Regions from separate parts of the Homo sapiens genome. Here region 2 is linked to region 1. The links are chromatin loops, found by intact Hi-C in ENCODE. Cell type or tissue: heart right ventricle. All regions are shown on one strand.

What was found. A loop is a pair of places that touch in the nucleus more often than their neighbours do. Peaks named below come from ENCODE experiments on the same cell type or tissue, not always from the same donor. Only the 100,000 strongest peaks of a DNase experiment are listed, where the experiment ranks them.
Region 2: it touches region 1 in a loop (2.9-fold over the local background); 26 of 110 quality-filtered maps call a loop at or near these places.

The regions. Positions count from the first base shown.
Region 1 is chr15:44,583,124-44,585,623 of GRCh38, forward strand. It overlaps SPG11 (SPG11 vesicle trafficking associated, spatacsin), which reads right to left. Exons shown (of 40, transcript NM_025137.4): 30 at 691-1,435. Among named protein-coding and RNA genes, the nearest start is that of EIF3J, 47 kb to the left of the region's middle. RefSeq lists a silencer at 1,272-1,321. In heart right ventricle, a CTCF peak has its summit at 1,239 (motif pointing right); a DNase peak (open chromatin) is centred at 1,206.
Region 2 is chr15:44,656,506-44,659,005 of GRCh38, forward strand. It overlaps SPG11 (SPG11 vesicle trafficking associated, spatacsin), which reads right to left. Exons shown (of 40, transcript NM_025137.4): 4 at 590-791. Among named protein-coding and RNA genes, the nearest start is that of SPG11, 5.9 kb to the right of the region's middle. In heart right ventricle, no CTCF peak of the experiment used is centred here; no DNase peak of the experiment used is centred here; H3K27ac peaks cover 1,650 bases.

The DNA.
Region 1 (2,500 bases):
AATCTACAAGAAATCTCCTAGAATAAGCAAGTTTAACAAAGTCATATAAAGGTAACATAAAAAACAGATTTCTGGCCGGGTGCGGTGGCTCACGCCCTATAATCTCGGCACTTTGGGAGGCCGAGGTGGACGAATCGCCTGAGGTCAGGAGTTCGAGACCAGCCTGGCCAACATGGTGAAACCCGGTCTCTACTAATACAAAAATTAGCCAGTAATCCCAGCTACTTGGGAAGCTAAGGCAGGAGAATCACTTGAACCTGGGAGGCGGAGGTTGCAGTGAGCTGAGACCACACCATTGCACTCCAGCCTGGGCGACAAGAATGAAACACCATCTCAAAAAACAAAAAACAAAAAACCAAAAAGAAAAACAAAAAGCCATATTTCTATATACTATCAATGTAAGACTGGAAATGATTAAATTTACAGATGTATAGAATATGTAGAATAAATTTCAGTGAACTAGCTACAAATCAGATAGATTCCCTTTAACTTTGAAACATAGCTAGTTTAAAAGACATAGATCTTTCTATTTCATTGCCTAGTTAATTGGCTAGTCTACAGATTACCTGGAAAAAAGTTGTTGTCCCCTTAACTTGGTAGAACTATTCTGCCACAAGGGTCCCTTCCTTCTTGGAGACAGTGCTAACAGTGCCATTTAAGACTCTGGGCCATCTGATCTCCTTCACTTACTGCTGTGGACTCTCCTTAGGGGAATGTCGGGTGCTTCTTCCTCAAGCAGCTCAGCACTTTGTAGGAGAGCATGGATCTCTGGGTGCAGATCCTCCATACTAGCTTCCCCTGAGGCCAGTGCTCTGCAGTGCAATACCAAGGCGACATCTGGATTATAAAAATGAAAATACCGGCATACTCTACTTGCTTCATGCACACAGCCATCATCCAGTAGGCGCCCAATCAAAAAGTTTAGTGACTCCTGCTCTTTCCAATCCAATCTATTCTCGCATGTCTCTTTGGATGGAAGGCTGTTAAGTTCTAAGTATTTTGATGTGTTCAGAGCAGCCAACTTGGAGAAGGAAAACTCACTGGCTAAACTATCAAAGGAAAGTTCACCACTAGTTGAGATCTGTCGAGAAAATCTGGGCTCTGTTTCCTCCTGATTTCTTCCAAGAGTGTGCTGGGTGATGCGGCACAGCCAGATCTGCTTCTCCAGCTCCTCCAGCTTATCCAAGGGCACCACGTCCTCCTGGGCAAGCCAGTGCCCTGCCAAGGTGAGCAGCAGATGGCGCTCCTCCATGCTGCTCCATCCAGTTGGGTGCTCACATGCCACATGGGCCTGGGTTGAGAAAAAGGAAGAAGCTGCTTTGCTTGAAATTGAATTTTTCTTAAAATTCTCATGGCATTTTTTCCAGAAGTCAATTCTTGCTTGTTTTAGTGACCACTGTTCAATGTGTTTTAGGGTCTGCATTTCCTGTGTTATCTGTGAAATTTAACAAAGCAGATTTTAGCCTTTCTTGGATAAAAAAGTATCATAAATGCTAATGTTCCCTAAGTATATCATACTTGTTTGGACAGGGTCTCAGTCTGTCACCCAGGCTGGAGAGCAGTGGTGGCGATCACAGCACACTGCAGCCTCAACCTGCTGGACCCAAGAGATCCTCCCACCTCAGCCTCCCAGGTAGCTGGGACCACAGGTGTGTGCCATCATGCCTGGCTAATTTTTAATTTTTTGTAGAGACAGGGTCTCCCTATGTTGCCCAGGCTGGTCTTAAACTCCTGGGCTCAAGCAATCCTCCTGCCTTGCCCTCCCAAAGTGCTGGGATTATAGGCATGAGCCACTGCACCTGGCCTTATCATACTTGTTAAAACCAAATCAAATCAGAGAACAGAGATTTGGCTACAGATGACCCTAGATATTTTATCTGGAAAGTTATGGTATGAAAAACAATTCTTGATTGATCTCATGGAATGGGGTTTAAGTGGAAGCCCCCTTATATTTAATTCTATTCAAAGGAAAATAGTTGTAGCATATCCTACAAACTAATGTTACATTTGCAGCACACATTTCTCAATCATGGGAATTGTAGGCTCATCCATTTCTGAAAGTAATGTGTGTGTCAAAAGTAAAAAAAAAAGTCTTATCTCCTATAAATTATACATCTCATTTGATTTACTGTTTAATGCTGATTTTAAAAGCTAAGATTTTAAATAACTTAAAAAGACCAATGAGGCTGGGCGTGGTGGCTCACGCCTGTAATCCCAGCACTTTGGGAGGCAGAGGCGGGCGGATCACAAGGTCAGATCAAGACCATCCTGGCTAACACAGTGAAACCCCATCTCTACTAAAAATACAAAAAAAAAAAAAAAAAAAAATTCAGCCGGGCATGGTGGTGGGCACCTGTAGTCCCAGCTACTCGGGAGGCTGAGGCAGGAGAATTGCATGAACCCGAGAGGCGGAGCTTGCAGCGAGCGGAGATCGCGCCACTGCACTCCAGCCTGGGTGACAGAGCAAGACCCCGTATCTAAAAAAAAAAAAAAAAAAAAA
Region 2 (2,500 bases), 73 kb after region 1:
TGGAAATTCCAGTTAGGTCAGAGGACAGGTGAAGTGGGAGTACTTGAGTAAGCAAGCTGGAAAGTTTGGGAAGTTGTGGTCAGAGACTGAGATGTAAAAAGTAGTGACTTGGGGGAGGGACGACTTCAAATATTGATAATGCCTAGGGTATGGCTGTGGAGGTGGAAAGCTAAGGTAAACTGGAAGAAAAAGTCATTGACAATGAATTTAAAGAACAAATCATGAACTTGGGTTCTCAAGGAGCTTATAAACTCTATGGGAAACATGAGAAAATTAGGGAAATAACATGTCTATACAATTAAGTGCTAAACTGTGGTTTAAAATTGTGTAATTTTGATTTACATGACATAAACCATATATAAATCAAATCAAAATCAAAACTTTGATGAACATGTAAAAATATAAAAGGTAGCCAGTGGTCAGTTATACATATTATTCAGTAACTACTTTACAATGTATTAGCTAGAACATGATCTAACTGAATAGAAAAAGAAACACTAGTTAAAAAAAAAAAACTAACGAGGATATTTTTAACCTCTTATCAGTCTAACTATTTACCTCAAATTAGAAACTGCAGTCATCTACATACCTGAAATACAAATTTAAGTTAAGAGCAACTGCGGAGTTGGAGGAGCTGACAATCACTGCAACATCGAGGTCTTGAGAAACTTTCAGTGAAGTAAATGAAGAAATCTTGGCTGGCTCCTGTTGCTGCTCATTACACATGTCTTCTTTGTGAAGTGCTAAATCCACATGAGCTACATATGTACCATCCACAACATCAAAAATGTCTTTTAGTTAGAGTTAAAAGAAAATGCCAGTTTTGTAAGTATGCCTAACTATTTAAAGCACAGGTTGGGAAAGAGCTATAGACTTTATCACTCCAATTTTGTAGGTATAACAGAAGAAGACTGAAAACTGAGGCAAGCCCCCATTATAACAACCAGATGACTATGAAGTTGATGCCACAATAAAGAACCTGATACCAAGTTCTTCAACAATACCTGCTGAACATCTGCTCTGGGCCAGGCCCAGAGGCACTGCTATTTTCCAACAGCACTGGCCAAGAGATGAGGTAAACCTACTATTTTATGTAACCCAATACTGTCTATCCAAAGTATTATCAACATGCAGTCAGTATAAAAACTGAGACATTTTATGTTTTTTCTTCTATAAATGTTCAAAGTCTGATATTTTACTTAGAGCACATCTTAATTTGCATACTAAATTTTCATCAGAAATACCTGATCTGTATTGAGACTTCATAAAATTTAAGGTTTAAAGTTGGAACAACTAAAGTTGTAACAAACATCCTTAAAAGTTCTCCAATGACTGAACTGAGTATCAGCTTTTAAATCTAAAGTAACAAAAATTAGCTGGGCGTGGCGGCCCATGCCTATAGTCCCAGCTACTCGGGAGGCTAAGGCACGAGAATCGCTTGAGCCCAGGAGGCAGGGGTTGCAGTGAGCCGAGATCACGCCACTGCACTCCAGCCTGGGTGAGAGTGAGACCCTGTCTCAGGAGAAGAAAAAAAATCTAATTACACAAAATTAAAAATTCGGTTCCCAAGTTATGCTAGCCAATTTCATATGCTTAATAGCCACATACGCTTAGTGCCTACTGTTCTGGACAGTGCAGTTCCATAACCTGGCAACAATAATTGTTAATTTAGGATTTATGACACTTTTGCAAAAATTATATACCTATTACAAAATATAAAAACCATTATTTTAATTCAGAAATTAAAGTTCCAAAATCATATAAGGGGTAATTTGTCAAATCTTCAGAATAATTTTGCTGATGACCAACAGATCTACTGGAGACAAAGAACCCATAATATTTTCTAAGATCAAATTAACGTGGCAAAGCAAACATTTATTAATATGATGGAAACATCATTAGAGACAAGAGGTAGACTATATTTATACATGAAAAGACATGTATCACAACATAAGCTTTTTTTTTTTTTTTAAGACAGAGTCTCAGTCTGTTGCCTAGGCTGGAGTGCAGTGGTACGATCTTGGCTCACCACAACCTCCACCTCCCAGGTTCAAGCAATTCTCCTGCCTCAGCCTCCCGAGTAGCTGGGATTACAGGCATGCACCACCACGCCTGGCTAATTTTTTTGTATTTTTAGCAGAGACGGGGTTTCACCATATTGGCCAGGCTGGTCTCGAACTCCTGACCTTGTGATCCGCCCACCTCGGCCTCCCAAAGTGCTGGGATTACAGGCGTGAGCCACCGCACCTGGCCACATAAGCACATAGTAGATATTCAAGAAATACATTTTGAATAAACAGGTAATGCAGAGAATATACAATTTTAAAAGAACACAGATATGTATGGTTAATACTATTAAAAATGTATATACTGGAAAATATTCAACTAAAATATAAAGCAATATACAATTTAGTATTTTAAGTTTATGAGGATCTTTTTCCATGAAAAGTTTTACTGAAAAACTAACCACACTTCCTATATCCCAGCTCCCAAAACTAAA